Linked DNA regions of Homo sapiens: region 1 is linked to region 2. Evidence: read pairs that join two places in POLR2A ChIA-PET (ENCODE). Cell type or tissue: K562. All regions are shown on one strand. Links, peaks and the distances in the headings refer to the core of each region. The heading gives the core; the rest is flanking DNA.

Region 1 (10,984 bases), core at 3,489-8,488, 320 kb after region 2:
CAGTTGCTTTGCTAAAACATAACAAGAGTCACCTTTGCTTCAGTTCCCAATAAGTTCCTCATCTCCATCTGAGACCAACTCAGCCTGGACCTTATTGCTCATATCAGTATCAGCATTTTTGTCAAAGCCATTCAACAAGTCTCTAGGAGGTTCCAAATTTTCCCACATTTTCGTGTCTTCTTCTGAGCCCTCCAAACTGTTCTAACCTCTGCCTGATACCCAGTTTCAAAGTCGCTTCCACATTTTTGGGTATCTTTTCAACAACACTCCACTCTACTGGTACCAATTTACTGTATTAGTCTGTTTTCATGCTGCTGATAAAGACATACCCAAGACTAGGAAGAAAAAGAGGTTTAGTTGGACTTACAGTTCCACTTGGCTTACGAGGCCTCAGAATCTTGGGGGGCGAAAGGCACTTCTTACATGGTGGCGGCAAGAAAAAATGAGGAAGATGCAAAAGTAGAAATCCCTGATAAAACCATCAGATCTCATGAGGCTTACTCACTACCATAAGAACAGTATGGGGGAAACCACCCCCATGATTCAAATTATCTCCCACTGTGTCCCTCCCACAACACGTGGGAATTATGGGAGTACAATTCAAGATGAGATTTGGATGGCGACACAGAGACAAACCATATAACCCATTAACTTTTAGGCTCTAAGAGTGGTTCTCAACTCAAAATCCAAGGCAGGGGTGGTGGGAGAGGGAGTCTCTCCAGGTCCCACAGTAAGAACTGCAGCAGTAGGGTTCCTGAAGCCCTTGAAAAGTCTGCAGAAGCAGAGATAGCTGAAGGAAGATTGAGCCTTAGATGGCAAGCCCTGGACTCAGTTGCTGCTGTTCTGAGAAAACAACATCACACAGGACATAAAGTCTGCAGTGTAGCAGTTTGTATAGGGCCCTGCCCTGCTGTCACCACAGTCACCCATTTCCATTCAGCGTAATTACTCCAAACCAGAAAGGAGAAGGAGGAAAATGATTTAAAGAGAATTAAGTAAACTTATTTATGGTATTTGCCTGTAGGAAGGAAGCAGCAGTATATTTTGAGCAAAGTTACCTTCCAACAAAACTATCCAAATTCTTCCTCTTTTAATCAAAGGTGTTGAGAAAGCAATCTGATTAAGCGTTGTGTTTTGGTTAAGATTCTTTTGGTTAGGCCAGGTGCAGTAGCTCACGCCTGTAATCCCAGCCCTTTGAGAGGCTAAGGTAAACTGATTGCTTGAGTCCAGGCATTCAAGAGCAGCCTGGGCAACATAGCAAGACTCCATCTCTACAAAAAATACAAAAAAAAGTAGCCAGATGTGGTGGCGTGTGCTGGTAGTTCCAGCTACTTGGGAGGCTGAGGTAGGAGAATCACCTGAGCCCCAGGAACTCAAAGCTGCAGTGAGCCATTATTGCACCACTGCACTCCATCCTGGGTGACAGAGCGAGACCCTATCTCAAAAAAAAAAAGATTATTTGGTTGTGAATAATAAAAATCTATTTGAGCTAGCTTAAACAAAATAGGAGAATGAATGATATGGATATACGAGTATCTTACAGAACCCAAGATCAGGGAGAAGGTATGTCAGGAGAGAGTTAAACCAGGAGCTGGAAAACCTACAGAAACCAAATCAGCCATTTCTTGTTTTTCTCTCACTCTAGGTTCACAAAGACTCTCACCTCTGCTTCCCTCTACGTCTCTCTTCCACTCTTCTCTCTCCATAGACGGGCTTTCTCTGCTTCTCTCTAATGAGCAGATAGCATGAGGCAGGGAGGATTCTCAAAGGGATTACTGAGGGCTAGGCATCAGTCCCCCAAAATATCTAATCCATGTCATTACCCCATAATATGGCCCCATGATACATATGGCCACCTTTTCATTCTGCCACTCTTGCTGCTCTGTTCCCTTAACTCCTGTGACCTCAGGTTGTTAAAAATGACTATAATCTGGCCCTTTATTCATAGCTTTTCTTATCTGAGAAAGTATCATTTGTTACTAGAACTTTCTAACAAATACTAAAATCATTTTTCCAGAGTTGTTATTTTCTTCTTCCCAGATGCCTGAACAGGTGTCTCCAAACTCCTAATGCACATTCACTCTCAACCTTGGGAACTGAGTCAGTGGTCCTGGGGCCATTTTAGTTAAGGCTAAGATATTAATGTAATAATAATAATAATAATGGGAAAAGGGAAGGAAAGAAGAAGAGGAAGTGGACATGGAAGAGGAGCTAGCAATTAATGAACATTTACAACTGCCGGGGATTGTAGCAAACATCTTAGGGACTCAGTGGCCAGTCCCTTCCTCCAGCAATTTAGACACATTGATAGCTATAATTGTATTACACACCCACATTCAGGATCACTGCTGTCCCCTAGAAGTCTCTGCAAGTGCTTGGTTTGATTGCACAAAATATTTCTGATTATTTTCATTTACACAAATAGCTTTCATTTGTACCTAATCACTATGAAGCACAAATATGATTATGTGCTGATTAACTTTGCTTTAAGATTAATTTCAACATTAAACTCTGCCCATTATTTTAGGCTTCTTAATTTGTTGTGTGTACGGAATTGATTGTATATTCAAACTTAAAGCAATTAGAGGACACATCATGTCCTGGAATATTAGGATACAATACAGAGGGCGCACAAGTCCTTCCCCAAGCAGTAGAGATAATAGAATATTCTGAACAATTAACCTTAAGATATCTGAATATCTTTTTTTTTTTCTTTTTGAGACAGGGTCTCGCTCTGTCACGCAGGCTGGAGTGCAGCAGCATCATCTCTGCTCACTGCAGCCTCTGCCCCGCCAGGCCGAAGCATCAATCTTCCTACCTCAGCCTCCTGAGTAGCTGGCACCACAGGCACGAACCACCACACCCAACTATTTTGTTTGTATTTTTAGTAGAGATGGAGTCTCTGCCTTATTTCCCAAGCTGGCCTCAAACTCCTGATCTCAAGTGATCCTCCGCACCTCAGCCTGCCTCCCCCAAAGTGCTGAGATTACAGGCATGAACCACGGCACCCAGCCCTGAATATCATTTTGAATTTTAGAGTCATGGAGGTATACGATATGGTCTAGTTGTATTTTTAAGGTGCTAAACAGAGAGGTGGGCAGTAAGATACTGTGGAGGAGTACTGGTACTAACGTCAAATGCCATGGCCAGACTGCCTGCAACATTACTAGCTATGTTACCTTAGGGAAGTAGGGATGTGGGACTGTGTAGGGGAAACTAATATTTGTTGAATATATACTATTATAAGTACTAGCACTGTCAGATGCTTTAGGAATAGTAGTGGTAGTAATGAGAACAATCATATAGAAACCCAGATAGCTAGCATTTATTAAGGTCTTTGTGTAGGCCATTGATAATGGTTTGGGTGTATGTCCCTGCCCAAATCTCATGTCAAATTGTAATCCCCAATGTTGGAGGTGGGGCCTGGTGGGAAGTGATTGGATCATGGAGGCAGATTTCACCTTTGATAAAGACTCTCACCTTTGCTAGTTCTTGTGATAGTGAGTGAGTTATCATGAGATCTGGTTGTTTAAAAGTGTGTAGCACCTCCCCTCTCTGTCTTCCTCCTGCTCCAGCCATGTAAGGCGTGCCTGCTTCCCTTTTGCCTTCCGCCATGATTGAAAGTTTCCTGAGGCCTTCCCAGCCATGCTTCCTGTACAGCCTGTAGAACCGTAAGACAATTAAACCTCTTTATAAATTACCCAGTATCAGGTATTTCTTTATAGCAGTGTGAGAATGGACTAGTACAGCCATGCAATATCCTATTTAATCCTCAAAATAACCCTAAGGGATCGGAGCTATCACGATCCTCATTTTACAGAAGAGGAAACCAAAGCTCCAAGATGCTAAGTAACTTGACTAAGGTCACGTTGATAAATCACAGATAGTCTAGATTTGAATCCAAATCTGTTGGGCATCAAAACTTTAGTCTTTCCAGTTCTTCTAGATTATCTCCAAGGTTAAGTAATCCCTAACCTCCCAGAATCTGCTTCCTCATTTATAAAGTTGTATAAAAATATCTTACTTAAAACAAAAGATCTTTTTGTGGCTCAACAAGATCACATACCTGAAATAGCATATATTGTAAAATACTAGAAAATGTAAACTTGCTAGAGACTTAGAAAATTTACCTGTTTTCCTTGAGGCAAATAGGTACATGTTCCTCTCTTCCTCTTTTCCTCTCTCCCTTCCTTCCTGACATCCTGCCTTCCTGCCTTCCTTTCTTTGATTTTTGTTCTCCCCCTTCCATTCCTTTTGATCCCCTTTTTGTTCTCCTCTGCTTTCTTTCCATCCTGCAACAACTTCATCCCCACCCCGACCCCTGCCTGGTTTAGGAAAGAATTAACCAGAGAGCCCGGGAAAAGTGTGCATTTTAATTAGTCATCTATGATTCATTGGGAAATGGCTTTGTTACTCTGAAGACAGAAGGAGACATGGATTTTCTCACTTACACAGAGCTGGTTGCACACCCAGCAGGGGCTCCAGGCACAGTTGCTAAATGATGAATGATAGCATACCCAGGTAGGTTACTCACTGGATAAATATGAGCAATTTCTTTTTAGGGGATCATCTTCATGCTGAGTCTTGGACACCAACCTGAATTCTCCTACAGAGAAACTGGACATCTGCTCTTGATGGGGTGTAGTGGATAAGGCATAGCACCTGTGATCAGGAGATCTAGATCTGAGTCTCAGTTGTGACACTTTTTTCTGTGTTACCTTGGGAAAGTTATTTACCCTCTCTGAGCCTCAATTTCCTCACTAAAAGGGGATCATGGTACCAACATGTGTTAAAAGAGTATTAAATGAGATAATAAGTACTTTGTAAACAATGTGTTTGTAATTAATCATGAATCTTAGTTTGATTATATGATTATAATTATGTTTTTTTCCAGTAATGGAAAGAGGGCAGGGATAAAAGGCAGTGAGTGGCCTGAGCTTCTAAAAATTCTCATGAGAAGGATTCATAGAGGGTTCACCTGGTTCCTTCTAGGAGTTTACTCACAGCCTTATAATTTTCATTATTTAGAAAAACAATCACAGATGTCATGTATCACAACTTGCAGAGAACACACCTGCCCCTGAGACAGAGCAATCATGATGATGGTGGGCAGATGGGGTCAATTCTGGGGAACTGGGATTCCTTGTGGGAATGGAGGCCATTTCCCCATGGGTGACTCACAATGGCTGAAGAAGGGAGAGGCAAGTATCTATTATACACAATTAGCAATCACCCCACAACCCTGGCTCATGTGAACCCCACCACCACCCCCAAAGCTATTGCCTTTTGCATAGTCCTCCACCCCACCTCCATTCCCAACTTCCCAGACACTCATTTTAACGTGCTTTCAGGAGGCAGGAATTCTGGTAGGAGGGAGATATCTCACGAGGTTTGCCCTGAGACACTCCTGCCCCTGACCATGAGGGCAGGCTCCTATCTCCTCCTCCTTGGGTCCAGGTCTGGCCACACCCACATGAGAAGGGAGTGTGATCCCTGAGCATGCCTTGAATGTGGTGTTAGAAAATGGGACCCACATAAAGATTCTGCCACAAAAGTGCTGTATAACTCAGGGCAAATCACTCACTCTCTCTGAGCTTCAGCTTCCTCTGCAGTAAAATGGAGATACTAATACTTGCCCTGACTTCCTCACATTGCTGATGTGAACATCAAATTTAAAAACCAAAACAGGGCCGGGCACGGTGGCTCACGCCTGTAATCCCAGCACTTTGGGAGGCCGAGGCGGGCGGATCACGAGTTCAGGAGATCGAGACCACGGTGAAACCCCGTCTGTACTAAAAATACAAAAAATTAGCCAGGCGCCGTAGTGGGCGCCTGTAGTCCCAGCTACTCAGGAGGCTGAGGCAGGAGAATGGCGTGAACCCGGAAGGCGGAGCTTGCAGTGAGCCGAGATCACGCCACTATACTCCAGCCTAGGCGACAGAGCGAGACTCCATTTCAAAAAAAAAAAAAAAAAAAAAAACCAAAACAATAGAACAAAAAAAAATCATGAGGACTAAAATGCTGTTTAAATGTTTAGTTTTAGGAGAACAATGAAACAGTTAAGAGCAATAAGCCAGAAGAACACATAGCAATGTGGCTGAATCTTAAAACCATGGTCCTGAATAGAAGACAAGAAACATAATGAGCTATATCACAACCCTATTCACATAAATTAAAAATCCGCAGCCACAAAACAATGATGTGTGCTTTTCAAGATTCAACATTAAACAAATTAAAACAGTGATGGGATATAGGGGATGGGGATAAAAAGAATGAATGAATAAGTGAATGAATGAATGAATGAATGAATGGCAGAGTTCTTGCATGGACCATTGATGACACTGTGAGATGAGATGAAGGGCGGAATAATCCTGTGTACCTGAGATCCAAGAAAAATGTTTGTTATTATTAAGCATCAGCTTTGTTAAGTAAGGGAATTGACAACACTTTCTTCTGCAGTCTAGTCACTCTTTGATTCATTTATTCAACAAAAGTTGGTTGGGTCCTGATGCAGTGACTCATGCCTGTAATCCTAGCACTTTGGGAGGCCAAGGCAGGAGGATTGCTTGAGCCCAGGAGTTTGAGACCAACCTGGGCAACATACAGAGACCCCTCTCTACAAAAAGTGAAAGAATTAGCCAGACATGGCAGCTTGCGCCTGTGATCCCAGCTGCTTGGGAGGCTGAAGCAGGAAGATCGCTTGAGCTCAGGAGTTTGAGGTTGCAGTGAGCCATGATCGCGCCACTGCACTCCAGCCTGAGTGACAGAGTGAGTCCCTGTCTCTAAAAATATAAATAAATAAACATTGGTTGAACATCTACAACAGGCCAAACTGTGCAGAGTACCAGTATTATAAGCTTCCCCCCGCCCCAAAAAGTCCTGCCTTTATTTACTGACAAGAAAACAAATGCTCACAGTATGGTATGATAGTGTCTGACAGAGATGAGGACAAAGGAACGCAGAGGAAAAGTCCCTCACCCAGCCTGGGGGAGAGGGAGGAGGCTGTGTCAGCGAAGGCTGGAAGAAGGATGCTTGAGCTGTGCTGAAGTATGTGTATGGGTCAATCTGGTGAAGAAGGTAGGGATGTATTTTAGGTATAGGAAACAGCAAGTTCAACAGCACTGACACGTAAAGCAGCAAGCAGCTCCGTACAGGCTAGCATGGACTGGCCCACAGCAGAGACCTGGGGAGGCTGAGGCCAGAGATGCAGCCCACTCTGAAAGGCCTTCAAGACCAAGACAGGGACTTCAGAGATTCCCTAATTGCACGGAAGCCAATGTGGTTTTTCCCTGGGAGAACATCACACCCAGATATATGTCTTTAATAGCCACCATGGCCACAATGTGGAGATGGGTTAATGGAGAGAATCTTGGTGTGGGGGAGGCCATTCAGGAGGTTGCATGAACACTGGAGGCCTGAACTAAGGCAGTGGCTGTGGGGATGGAGAGAAGGGACTGAGGCTGTGAGATGGTAAGAAGCAGAGTCCAGGGTTATGTTGACTGGTGTCTGACTGGACATGGAGTAGAGAAGGGGTAAGAGAGGGTCAGAGATAATGTCCAGGTTCCTGATTCAGAAATCAAAGTAGCTGACCATGCCATTCTCCAGAAAATGACATCCAGGAGGAGGGACAGCCTTGGGTAAAGGGTCAGAAGTGCAGAAGGTAGTTGTGCACACAAACACAACTCAGTAGAGGGCTCTGGTCAGAAATATCTATATTTGGCAGCACTGCCATACAAAGCCACAGGAAGAGATGATACATCTGGAAACATTTAGAGGATGAAAAGAGAAGAGGGTCAAGAATGAACCATGCATTTAAGGGACAAGCAAAGGAATTGTAACCTGCAGAAAAAAAAGAAAGAAAAGACCAGAAGAGATGAAATTAAGAATAAGTGAGACCAGTGTGGTGGCTCATACCTGTAATCCCAGGGCTGTGGGAGGCCAAGGCAGAAGGATTGCTTGAGGTCAGGAGTTTGAGACCAGCCTAGGAACCATAACAAGATTCTATCTCTGCAATATGTATGTGTGTGTGTGTGTATATATATATATATATATATTTTTTTTTTTTTTTTTTTTAATTAGCCAGGTGTGGTGGTGCACACCTGCAGTCCCAGCTACTCAGGAGGCTCGCTTGAGCCCAAGGGTTCAAGGCAGCAGTGAGCCAAGATCATACCACTGCACTCCAGTATGAGTGACAGAGTGAGAGTACCCACACCACTGTGGAGTGAGAAACAGAGAAAGGGGAAGCTGTAGGTGCAGAGAACTTTCAGGAGAGCTGTCTGTAAAAGGAAGGAAGACAGAACTAGAGAAATCAAGGAAGAAATTGTTAAAGGATGAGAACAACTTGAGTAGATATGGAGGAAAGGATTTAGGAGAGAGGAAGAGATTGAAGATGTAGAAGAGAAGGGAAATTTGATGGAAGGAAGTCATAGCAAAAGAGAGATATGAGGATGGAGGGAAGTGCATAACTGAAGGAATTCACATGGACTGAAGAAGGGACACCTCCTCCCCTCGGTGCAATGAATTGTCCAGCTTTCTTAGAATAATATTCCATATGTAGCTCTATGCTCCCTATAAAATGAGACTGACATCTGTTAATGAGATTACTGTAAAGCTAATTTCACTTCATTCTTTACCTCATTTCCTCTCTCCCTAACTATCTCCATTAATGACAAGAGCAGTGAGGTGCCCTGAGAAGCAGGAGGCGGTGCCCAGAGCCGGCAAGGGTGGGGAGAGGAAAAAGGAGTCCAGCCTATGGTAGGACGTGAGTGGCTTCAACACCCCTCAGAACCCAATGCCTCCACTGAACCACGAAGCAAGCTGAGAAGCCCCGCCAGCTTATGGGGAAAGTGCTGGCTTCCCTAGAGTCTAAACCTGTTCTAACTTTCCCCTGGTTCCAGCTCTGGATCCACCTCTACATTTTTAACTCACCCTTGCCCCTTTGGTTTGTGGGATTTTTCTTTCATTGCTGACTTCTGATTCTTGGCTCCTTCTCAAGAGTTTTGCCTTGTGTTCAATTCCTTGATATGCCAGCTTTTGACTACCTTCTCTAAAACTCATGTACTTATGCTCCTCCTCATTCAAAAGGGGATTCGAGGGTTGACAAGGGGGTCATAAAGATAAAAAAGGATTATGTCATTGTGCACACATCACAGAGTGTACTTACAGAAACCTAGATGGTGCAGCCTACCACATACCTAGGCTACAAACCTGTACTGCATGTTGCCATACCGAGTGCTGCAGGCAATTGTAACGCTATAGTATTCGGGGATCTAAACATATCTAAATGTAGAAACTGTAAAGTGAAGGTATGGTATAAAAGATAAAAACTGTACACCTGCATAGGGCCCTTACCATGACTGGAGCTTGCAGGACTGGAAGTTGCTCTGGGTCAGTGTGTGAGCAGTGAGAGAATGTGAAGACCTAGGACATTACTGTACCCTACAAGGATTAGAAACACTGTACACTTAGGCTATGCCAAATTTATTTTAAAATTTTCTTTCTTCAATAATAAATTACCCTTAGCTTACTGTAAGTTTTTACTTTATACACTTTTTAAATTTTTTTAACTCTTTGACTTTTTTGAAATAACAGCTTAAAACAAACATATTGCACAGCTGTACAAAATATTTCCTTTATATTCTTATTCTATAAGCTTTCTTCTACTTAAAAAAATTCTAAATATTTTTACTTTGTAAACTTTAAAAAAAAATTAGACACAAACACATTAGCCTAGGTCTACACAGGGTCAGGATCATCAATATCACTGTCTTCCTCCTGCACGTCTTCTCCCGCTGGAAGGTCTTTAGGAGGAATAGCACACACAGAGCTATCATCTCCTATCATACCAAAGCCTTCTTCTGGAATACCTCCTGAAGGACCTGTCTGAAGTGAAGCTGTTTTACTGTTAACTTTTTTTTAATAGGTAGAAGGAGTATACTCTAAAACAATGATTAAAAGCATAGTAAATACATAAGCCAGTAACACAGTTATTTCCTATAACTATCAAGTATTACATACTGTATGTAATTGTATGTGCTAGACTTTTACATGACTGGCAGTGCAGTAGGTTTGTTTACACCACATCACCACAAACACGTGAGTAATGCATTGTACTCTGACCTCATTAGGCAATAGGAATTTTTCAGCTTCATTACAATCTTATGGGACCACTGTGGTCTGTGTGGTTCATCACTGACCAAAACATTGTTATGTGGCATGTGACTGTATATCAGTATATATGTTGATCAGATTTACACTATAATATATTGAGAGGAGATGAAGAAAGTGACTGTGAGAGATAATAAATGTTTATTGTTTTAACCTACTAAGTTTTGTGGTAATTTTTGTTTCTCACTACAAAAATGGAAAAGTGGAAAATAAATAGACAATGTCTAAAACAGAAAAAAGTAGCAATATAAGCTTGTTATTTAGAGATATGAAAGTGATATCCCAAAAAAGCTGACAACAGTTGGAGCTGGAGGATGTACTTCTAAGATGGCTCACTCACACAGCTGGCAAGTGAGCTCACACTGCTGGCTGTTAGCAGGTGGTCTCAGTTCTTCACCACATGGACCTCTCCATTGTGCTGTTTGAGTGTCTTCACAACATGGCAGCTGACTTCCTCCTGAGTGGGCAGTATAGGAAAGGACATAGTGGAAGCCACAATTCCTTTCATGACCTAGATTGAGAAGTCACATTCCATCATGTCTGGTATATCTTATAGCTCCACAGGTCAGCCCTATTCTATATGGGAGGTGACTACACAAAGGCATGACTTACTAACACGCAAGGATTGCTGGGGGCTATCTGGGAGGTTGCCACGCAAGTATTCAAAAAGTGGAAATTTGCCTGACACACTGAACCTCATCCTTAATTCTCTTAATGATAAGTACATAAAGAGGGAGGCCAGTGGCATAACTGCTCAGCCTTGTTCAATAGAGCTAGCCAGCCAGAGGCCAAAACCATATGTTCAAGTCTCTGAAGG
Region 2 (10,984 bases), core at 2,148-7,147:
CTGTCACAAACATTCATGAAGGTGCCTATGATAATAAGATATGATATTTAAAGTCCATCCCATGTGGAAATTGGTTTGGATTTATTTTTAATGACATTAGGCATCCAGTATTGGCATTGGAGATTTTCAAGAAGACTGAAAACAATCTAAGACTAGCAATAGGTTCCTTCAGCAATCAAACTACAGCAATTTAGTGAAAAAAATAAAAATCCCAAATTTTCATTAACTAGAATGTTTAGAGGAACTTCTGTGGGTCTTCTGTGTTATCGTCTAAAAATCTATATTGCCAGCTGTTTCCCGTAACAGGAATAGATGTTCTGAAAAGTTCAAACAGAAGAAAAATCATGGTTAACCTTGCACCTGATTTCCTCAGAGTGCTATGAAAGTCTCCCCTGAATCTATAGCAGACTGAAATGCTTGTTAAAGTTGCATCGATTGTGTTCACAGTTAGATGCTCTAGTCAAAGTTTGTCTTCCAACTGCTTTATTAGCCATGAAATGATTTCCTTTTCATGCATTATTGAAAGCCCCAAGTTTAATAAAGTCAAACACATAAAGATGTTAGAAATGGGTAGAGTTGCTTTTCATGATCGGGGGAAAAACTTTCAGAGGAAAGCCTGGGGAACAGGGAGGCTGTGCAGCTTATCTCTTTGGTGAGTGATGGCTGCATCAGAGATGAAAATGGGAGCTGGACCAGCCTCTTGGTTATACCTCTCCTTTCAGCATTAGAGAAAATAATCTTTTTGGTTCATATCACTTTTCTAATTTGTTTCAGCCCTGCACTGAGATTAGAGAACAAGACAGAGATAAAAATTGAGGGAGAATGTAGAAAAGTGGGAGTTTAAATGGTGCTATTTTACATCAGCTTAAGAGAGAGGAACATGCAGACAAAACAGACTTTAAGACAAAAGGTATTACCAGAGATATAAAAGAGACATTTCATAATGATCGGATGGATTCACCAGGAAGACACAGCAAATGTAAATGTGTATGTGCCTAATAACAGAGCTTCAAAATATAAGTATAAACCCCTCTCTCAGCAATTGATAGAACAATTAGACAGAAAAGCAATAAAGTTGTAAATGATCTGAACAACACAATCAACCACCTTGACCTAATTGATATAGAATATTACATCTTACAACTGCAGAATCTATATTCTTTTCAGGTGTGTAAGCTGTGTTCACCCATATAGCCCATATGCTGGGCCACAAAACATAAAACAAGTCTCAATAAATGTCAAATAATTGAAATTATATAGAGTATGTTCTCTGACCACCATGTAATTATATTAGAAATCAATAACAATGCTATACAATTTAGGAACTCAAGATATTGAAATTAAACCATATACTTCTAAATAATCTATGTATCACTGAAGAAATCAAGAGTGAAGTTAGAAAGTATTTAAGCTGAAATGATAATGCAAATACAATTTATGAACCTGTCAATGTTTATAGAATGCAGCTAAAGCAGGGCTTAGAGGGAAACTTGTGGCTTTAAATGCATACATTAGAAAAAAGAAAGGTCTAAAAAGAGTACTAGTTATAGCCCTATTCTCCTTAATTTTTAAAATAAATTAATATTGAGCACTTCCTTGTTGGGTATATAGTACTGAGCAGAACAGACAAGGTCCTGCCCTCCTGGTGGCCATGATCTACTGAGAGAGACAAATAATAAAGAAACACACACAGATAAATATAAAATTAAAATTGTGATGAATGCTATCTATGAAGGGAAAGGACAGGGTACTGTAGCAGAGGAGGTGACCTAATTTAGAGTGAAACCTGGAAGAAAACCTCTTTGAGAAAGTGGCTTTTAAGCTCAGTGGGATTTGAGTTGAAAGCAGGAGATAGCTGAGCAACAAGTGAGGGGGATGTTCCAGGTAGAAGGAGGTGGATCCAGGGTAGGCTGGATGTGGGTCAGGGGCTGAGAGGAGCATCCACAGACCATCTGAACAGTCAGGGTTCTGAATTGCAAGTGCAGCTAAGTGTTATGTGAAATATTCATGTACTTTCTGTGCATTTTCTGACCCCTCTGCTTTTGGGTCCCATGTAGTGGTTTCTCTTCCTCTAGGCCACCCCAAATAGAAACAATAACTCAAAGATGCAGCAAAACTCAAGGCCAGATAAGGATGTCTGTTGAGTGCCTGCAGAGTGAGGTTTTCTGCTTTCAAGAACTAGTTAGGACCAGTGTTAGGAAGGGTGAGCAAAAGGTGAAAGGCAACTTGGTTAGGAGAGGAAAGAGTGGAAGGACTTAGGGTCTTTGTAAGAGGGAAAAGGCTCTTCTCTTGGCTTGCAAGGACCAGGGACTGAAAACACAGAACTGTCTACGGTGTGGGCCCTCACTGAGCTAGGGCACTACCCACAGCCCATAGTAATGGGGACTCGTAAGCTCTATGAACAGATGGTGGGGGTCTTTTGGTCAGAATGTGAGGCAGCAGCACTTACACTTTTTGTGTATGAAGAGTCAAGATTTCATAAAATTAATATTCCTTACTGTTTCAAAAAGGATATTCCTAAACAAAACTGGCTTTTTTTTTTTTTTCTCCAAGGGCACAATGGTGAAGAACATGATGCCACGGTTACAGCTCCATGCCACAGCCTCACACTACTGTTTGTATCCTTGCTGGAAATGTCAACACTGTGACAAAGACAAACAATGTCTTAGTAATTTTATGAATTAATGAAAATCATTTTGACTTTGCAGACCTCCTGAAAGTGCCTCAGCAACCCCCAGGTGCCTAGGGACCTGCTATTTAAATGTTCCTTGCAAAACTTGTGTAGAAATTTAATTGCCAATGTAATAATATTAGAAGGTGGGGACTTTAAGAGGTGATTGGGTCATGAGGGCTCTGCCCTCACGCATAAATTAATGCCATTACCATGGGAGCGGGTTAGTTATTGCAGGAGTGGGCCCCTAATAAAAGGATGAGGTCTGCTCCTATTTCTCCCTCTCACAGAGTGTGTCATGCGTTTTTGCCGTCCCTTGCTTTTTCTCATCACGGGTTGTCTTCTTCCATGTTGTGATGAAACATGAAGGTCCTCACCAGATGTGGCCCCTTGATCTTGGACTTGCCAGCCTCCAGAACCTTGAGTCAAGAAAATCTCTCTTCTATATAAAAGAAATCTCTTTATACCCAGAGATTTTTTTCTTTTTCTTTATACCCAGTCTGTGGTACTCTGTTTAAGCAGTAAAAAATGGACTAAGACAGGACTACATCTTGAAAACAGCTGATGTAGGGTAACTGGGTGTGAAGATGGAACAGAACAGAGCCAGTTGGAAACTTTTCTCTGAGTTGGGCCACCATCACCAGAATGGATGCGGATTTTGGCTTATTTAAGCAGAATAGGGATTTACTGAACAGATACTGGGTAGCCCACTGAATCACCAGGGGTCCTAAAGAGCCACGCTTATAAAATGGGCAGGAAGAACCAAAAGGAGGCTATATGTCCAGAACCTGGGCCAATATCCCACCTTGGAAGCAGTCAGGTGACAGGAATGTACTGCTATTTTCCTCTGCAGCTGCTGTTGAACACAGGATGTGGCATCTTACATCACAGACACCCCAGCGCTGGTCTGTGGAGGCTGTTGTCCCAGCTGTCATCCTCACTTTGTCTCCTGGACAGATTTAGACTGAGTCTCTAAGTGAACCTTTGATTGGCTGAGCCTGGGTTTCTTACTTATGTCCTAGCTGTGCTGTATGCTGGGGAAGCTATTATTATACAACACCTCCAGCTCCTATCGTGGAATGAAACCCTGCTCCCTATGAAGACTTGCAAGAAGAGGAATTCTCCGTGAGAAGGAAAGAGGTTTGGATGCTAAGCAGCCAAAACATGACAACTGCCTGAGCCTTCTTCAGCTGGAGCTACACATTTGGTAGTAATCACCCATGAGCTGATCACTGGAAAAACGGGGTTTAAGAAAATTCCAAGGAAGAAAACATTGAGTGAGACAATAAGGTGATCTGGGAATGAGCCTTGAGACCTCCTAGCATTTAAAGGCTGAGTGGAAGAAGATGAACCTTCAAAGATGACTGAGAAGGAGCAGCAAGAGGAGGTGCAGAAGGGTGTTGTATTTCAGAAGCCAAGAGGGAAGGGTGCTTTGAGGAGGAAGGAGTATTTTCGGTGTTGAATCCTGCCCAGAGACCCAGAAAGCTGAGATCTGAGAAATGTCCATTAATGAATTATCAAATGCCCACCAATCAACTCCTTCCCATTTCTTCTCTATTGCACTGGAGTGTGAATTATTGTTACTTCCCAAAAAGTCAGGGGAGATGGGAATATCCTTTATTCAAGACAGAGTTATTCCAGAACAAAGGATGAGGCCACCATTTGGACATCATTCTCTAAGCACAAGGCAGTCCCTTCTGCAACCAGGGGCCCAGGCTGAGTCCTTTGCTTCCAGGCAGCCTGACAGACTGCACATGGTGAGCTATAGGAAGATCGTTCTGCCTCAACAAATTAGCAAATAGCTATAATCTATTCACCAACATGTCATGGAGCATCACCTGTGCTTACTAAGCTCTGTGTTAAGAATTGGCTCTTATAGGGAGGATAAAACAATATATGAGATAGAATGCAGACGTAAATTCAAAAGCACACACAAAACAATATGAAAAGAGACCCACACGAGTAGAGCCCCACCTCCTCTCTGGTGCTTATTCTAGTTTGCTAGGATACGGTCTCTGGAGCCCCTGGCCTCCCTGAGGGTCACTCCCTCCTCAAACCCATCCTCACCATGCTACTCTGGACCTGCCTAAGGCCCACTCACCTCTTAGGCTTCAGTTTAGACATTAGCTCTTCCATGAAGCCTCTCTGACTTACAAGTCTGCTAAAGAATTTTACTGTGCATCCCTGTAACATCTTCGTTTCTTTATCTTTCCCTTTATGTGCCTGTTTACTGATCTTCCTCATTAGATGGAAAGTTTTAAATGCAGGACCTTGTTTATCTTATTTACCATTGTAGGGCTTTCTCACAATTGCCTCCCCAGCACCTGGCATATAGTAGATGCTCAGTAAATATTTATGGAATGAATATGTGAATCAATGGCTGATTGAATAAATCAAAGAGTCTGTGAGTACTGACAAGCCACAATGTAGAAGAATATTATGAGCTGCGTGGAGAAGCCAGAAAGGCTAGCTAGAAGCTGAAGTTCTGTGCAGGATTAGGAAGGCAGAAAATCCAGATTTGCAGGAGTCAGAGGTGCCAGATTAGACAGTTGATACCTTTTGAGTGGGATGGGGAAGGATTTGCACTGCTGGAGGGAAATGTCTATTTTGGGTAGTAACTAAGAGTTTTCTAAGTATTCTAGATGCTGCTGGGAGAGCATGCTCCTTCCCAGCCCATGTCATAGCTTGTTGCAGTAAATGCTGGGGCACAAGAAGCCTGACCTTTTGTACCCTTCTCTGCCACCATGCCTGTGTCAACACCACAGCCTTGGGTGGCAGTGTCAGTGGCAGTGGTTGGAGTGGGATGCAGGTGCCCTACAGGAAGGACCCAGCCCCACTGGCTGAGGGGATCTGTGATGTGAAGGATCCAGCCAACCCTTGGCCACGTGACAGGAACACCATCTGCACCCTGGGCGCCTAGATTTTGCAGCTGCCACAGCCTACTCAGGCATATTTGACACAAGCTTAGCAAATAGCTTTTCCAGGAGGTTTGCAAATTTCCAATCTGCTGTCCCACGTTTTCCTCTACAACTGCCACCAACCAAATGTTAAATTGGATCCAAGACCTGCGGGGTAATCAGCAAACGTACGGGCTCATTGCAGAATTGGAAAGGAGACTGGGCTCAGGTGGCCCTCTGAACGGACTCTTCCTAGAAATTATACTGTTATTATGGCAAAAATTATGATGCCATATATAGGAGTAATTGTCAAATCTTTACTAGCGTATCTGTCTTTACAAGTCGATGTATCCTTAAGACATTACATATAAATTGAACTTTTGTTACTTTAATACAAAATCAGTGCAATTTTTAATGTTATTTTAAGGAATTCTCCAGAAAGCATTCCTTTTGCCAAAGCAAAAAAAAAAAAAAAAAAAAAAATGACCCTCAGTTTGTTTTTGCAAATTGTCTCTAAATGTGGATGTATTTATGTGTGTGTTTGTATCTTCTGTGTGCCTGTGTTGAGGATCATCAGTCTCTTTTGAGAAATGCAGAAAAAGTTGGCTTTAGCACTTCCATGATTAATTTAAAGAGAGAGGGAAAGATTGTTATATATACAAGGTAGTTGGCACTAAGATTTCATCTTCATTGTTACCCACACAACATCATCCACACAACAAAGACATAAATGCAAAATTGCACAGCATGCTGGGATGAATACATTACAGCTCAGATCTGCATTTCAAATTTAGCTTTTTGATATCTTAATATCCATGGGGGTTAAAAGTACTAACTAATTGAAGAACCGGGGACTTCATTGCTGTTACTGAACAAATCTAATTATAGAAAAGACAAATTTATAAACATACAATAGAAATTATCTGGGATGATTAGAGTGTCTCCAACTCCTGTTCTCTTCAGCTGAAATGACCATTTCTCCTCTCATTTCCACATTGGTTACCAAACAACTTTTGCAGGAATTTTCCAAATGATATTGAGTGTGACTTTGGGAGTCAGAGTCATAGTATCTTAGAGCATCGGTCCCCCAACCTTTTTGGCACCAGGGACTGGTTTCTTGGAAGACAATTTTTCCATGGACCTGGGTAGGGAGGATACTTTTGGGATGATTCAAGCACATTACATTTATTGTGAACTTTATTTCTATTATTATTACATTATAATACATAATGAAAGAATTAAACAACTCACAATAATATAGAATAAGTGAGAGCCCTGAATTTGTTTTCCTGCAACTAGACAGTCCCGTCTGGGGGTTACAGTGACAGATCATTAGGCATTAGATTTTCATAAGGAGCATGCAACTTAGATCCTGCACATGTGTAGTTACAATACTGTTCATTCTCCTATGAGAATCTAATGCCACCACTGATGTGACAGGAGGCAGAGCTCAGGCAGTAATGTGAGTGATGGGGAGCAGCTGTAAATACAGATGAAGCTTTGCTTGCTTGCCCACAGCTCACCTCCTGCTGTGTGGCCCAGTTCCTAACAGGCCATGGTGGCTCGAGGGTTGGGGACCCCTGCCTTAGAGTAAGTCACTTTAAATGTTCAAGTTCACTCAACTGTGTGAGGTAGAGAGATCAGCTAATTTAGGCCCCAAGGTATCTGGGGGTACTTGTATAATTGTGAGCCAAGAGAAAAGTGGGTATATTTTGAAGTTCTTAGAGGAATTTGCAGCCAGTGAATATTTTTTCTGTAGCGCATATCACTACTGATGCTCCCGGTGGTCCCCTGTTCCTAGGCCTCATGGAAGTTCCCCTAAGGTAGAAGTAGCTTTAAGTGTAGAGGGGCCCTCTCTGCTGCCAGGTATATAAAGAAATACCACTCACCAATGTACTCTTCTGCATGTTAGTTGCGTAGCATATGCCACATGACTTTCCTGCACTGCATGGTACTGGGTGCCCATTGCCCCTCTGCCTGGAGAGAGGGCTGCATTGCACACACACAGCCTAAACTAGTCTTCATATAGCTATTTGTTCTTTTATTCATTTACTCAGCAAGCAGCCTGCACTGTGCCTTGTTCTGCTCTAAGTGCTGAGAGTACAAGATTATATAAATCTCATATGGATATCCGTTAGTTCTAGCACCCTTTGTTGAAAACACTGTCCTTTCCCCATTAAATGACCTTACTAACTTCGTTGAAATTCTATTTCTAGATTCTATCATGTTTTATCATTCTATCCTGTGCCAATAGCACATTGTCTTGATTACTGTGAGTCTTGAAATCAAATAGTGCATGTCCTCCAACTTTGTTCCTTTTTTTCAGAATTTCTTTGGCTATTACAGATCTTTGCATTTCCATATAAATTTTAGAATCAACTTGTCCTTTTTTATAAAAAAATCCTGCTTTAAAAAATTCTGATTGCATTGAATCTATAGCTCAATTTGTGGAGATGTGACATCTTAATATTGAGTCTTCTCATCCATGGACATGGTATTTCTCTCCATTTATTTAGATCTTTTAAAATTTCTCCCAGTTGTGTTTTGTAGTTTTCAGTATACAGGTCTTACACATATTTTGTGAAATTTATCTCTTAATATTTTATACTTTTGATGCTACTGCAAATGGTAAATTTAAAATTCCAATTTCTAGTTGTTCATTGCTATTTATAGGAATACTGTACAGTTAATTTTTGAATATTTATCTCATATGCTGGGACATTGCTAAACTCACTTATTAGCTCTGGGAAACGTTTTGGTAGATTTCTTAGGATTTTCCATGTACATGAACATGTCATCTGTGAATAAAAATAATTTATTTCCTTTTTTCCAATCTATAAGCCTGTTAATTATTTTTCTTTCTTTATTGTTCTGATTTGGAATTCCAGTACAATGTTGGACAAGAGTGGATTTCTTTGTCTTATTTCAGGTATTTGAGAAAGCATTTAGTCCTTCACTACTGAGTATGATGTTAGCGTAAGTTTTTCATAGGTGTCCTTTATCAGGTAGAAATTTTCTTCTATTCCTAGTTTGCTGAGAACTTTTTTAAAAATTTTATGTGTGGGTATTGAATTTTGCCAAATGCTTTTTCTGCATCTATTAAGATGATCATATGGGTTTTCTCTAACTTTGTCAATGTGGTAAATTACGTAATTTGATTTTTGAATGTTAAACCAATTTTGGATTCCTGGGATAAGCTCCATTTGGTCATGGTGTATTATCCTTTTTTACTGTTGGATTAGATTGGATTTTATTAAGAATTTTTACCTTTATGTTCATGATGGATATTGGAGTATAGTTTTATTTATTGTCTTTTCTGTTTCTGATATATCAAGGTAATATTGGCTTCAAAAAATAAGAACTGCTGCTATCCCCTTTTCTTGTGTGTAGAGGCATTATTTCTTCCTCAAATATTTGAAATAATTCACCATCTGGACCTTTATTGCAGGAAGATTTTAAATTATGAATTACATTTAGTTGATATAGATATTTTCACATTTTCTAATTTTCCTTGTGCCATTTTGATAATTCTTATCTCTCAAGAATTTTTTCCATTTTATCTAAGTAATCAAATTTATTGGCAAAAGTTGTTCATAATATTTCCTTATTCTCTTTTAAGGCCTTTCAGATCTATAGTGATGTCACCTCTTTCATTCCTGATAATGGTCATCCTCCTTCTCCCTCTCTCTCCCTCTGCCTGCATTATTAGAGTGGATGATCTGGGAACACAGGAAGCATAAAGTGTACTGTTCGACATAAAGTGTTCAACATTGTACTGGAGTTCCAAATCAGGGCAATAAAGAAAGAAAAATAACTAGGAGACATACAGATTGGAAAGGAAGAAATAAATTATTTTTATTCACAGATGACATGTTTATGTTCATGGAAAATCCTAAGGCAAAGGATGAGAATGCTTGCAATCATGAGCACGGAGGGGTGCAATCATCGGTGACGACAAGGACTTCAGCCATGGGCATGGGCGGCTGAAGTTTGCAGAGGAGATGGTCAGTGCAGGAGAGGAGGCCAAGGAGCTGAGAGGCTGGGGTTTAGAAGGGAATCTCTAAGAATAATGATGGGAGGAGTGGGTGCAGAGAAAGGCAACAAGCCCAGTGCTGAGCTCTTCAAAGAACGGAGCCACTGGGAGGTCCGAGTGGGAGGAGTCACTGGATGATTTATCCCGCAGGAGAGTCACAGGAACTGGGAGTTTTAGGGAGGGGTTGGGGAACAATGATCTGGAAATTTTGGCGAGGAGTGAGACTCCTGTCCCTCCCCTATGCCCAGTGGGAGGACTGCTGGGGAGGCCAGGTCCTTAAGGGAAAGCCAGGTACCCACCACAGTGGGAAGGTGAGGAGGCTGTTCAGGGAAGAGGGTAAGGAGCTAGGGTCGTTTGCTGAAGGGAGACTGAGATGGCGAGTGAGGGAAGGGAATCAAAGAGTGTTTCATGCACCACGCGGGGATGAGAGCTGGGTGCTTAGGGTGACCTGGGGTTTTGACCTTGTGTGGTGGCTGAAGCGGGGTTGGGGCTTGGTGGGCTGTGTCCTGCTGGGCACCGTGACGATGAGGCTGTGGGTGTTGAGGAGTGCTCTTGGGCGCTCTCGGGCCCTCTCGTGGGTGTTGGAGTTGGTAAACATTTGAGTGCCAGAGCACATTGCTAGGGAAGATTTTCTCTTCATATCCACATTTGTTTCAGCCTTTAACCGATTGATCAACTGAAGCTATGGTTGATTTTCTTAAGTCAGTGTCCCAGGGCCCACTGAGGGCCCATGACCACGTAAGTCTGGCCCAGTGAGTCCACACCTGGACATCTCAGTGCTCTGGGCCACAAAGGGCCTCGGCTGCCTTGGCCACGAAAGTGCCTCGTCTTCAGCTCCATCTTTCCCCAGAGTTTGTGTGTTATAGCATTTCTTTCTGCTCCACATTTTTAAATAGAGGTGCAATCTGCTGTTGGTGTCTCATTTGCTTTCCTCTTCACCTACTCCTCTCAGGAAGGCTCAGTGAGTTTCTAACAGTTTAACCTTAAGCATCTATTTCCTTCTCTAACCATGTAGGGCTTACACTTACTGCTGCAGTTAAATGTTTTCTTCCTTTTTCCTTTTTCTTTGATTTCTGTCACAGACATTTAAAAGTACTTATTCCTCTTGATTTTGTCTCTTAGAGGAAATCAACGAGGTCTGAGTGTCCCCAAAGCACCCATTGTACACCAATCATCACCATCCCCAGTTTCCTGTGTCAGATCATCCCAACTGGAAGATGTCTCCCATCAGACCAGCATCCAATGCAGGGCTGGTCTCAATCTATTATTGACCTCTGTCACGCTCCTGTTGTTGGTCTCATCTTTGCAGCATCTTCCCATAGAGTCCCATAAATAGCAATTCCATAAATTGATATATGCTCTCTCTCAGGACACGGGCCCTAT

Evidence for each region. ChIA-PET counts read pairs that join two places held together with the same protein. Peaks named below come from ENCODE experiments on the same cell type or tissue, not always from the same donor. Only the 100,000 strongest peaks of a DNase experiment are listed, where the experiment ranks them.
Region 1: POLR2A ChIA-PET joins it to region 2 with 5 read pairs; 2 of 35 experiments call an interaction of 5 or more read pairs at or near these places.

Annotation. Positions count from the first base shown.
Region 1 is chr1:114,008,748-114,019,731 of GRCh38, reverse strand. No RefSeq gene overlaps it. Among named protein-coding and RNA genes, the nearest start is that of OLFML3, 35 kb to the right of the region's middle. RefSeq lists an enhancer at 3,414-4,613. In K562, for the core only: no CTCF peak of the experiment used is centred there; a DNase peak (open chromatin) is centred at 5,441; H3K27me3 peaks cover 882 bases.
Region 2 is chr1:114,323,243-114,334,226 of GRCh38, reverse strand. No RefSeq gene overlaps it. Among named protein-coding and RNA genes, the nearest start is that of SYT6, 170 kb to the right of the region's middle. In K562, for the core only: no CTCF peak of the experiment used is centred there; no DNase peak of the experiment used is centred there; H3K27me3 peaks cover 789 bases.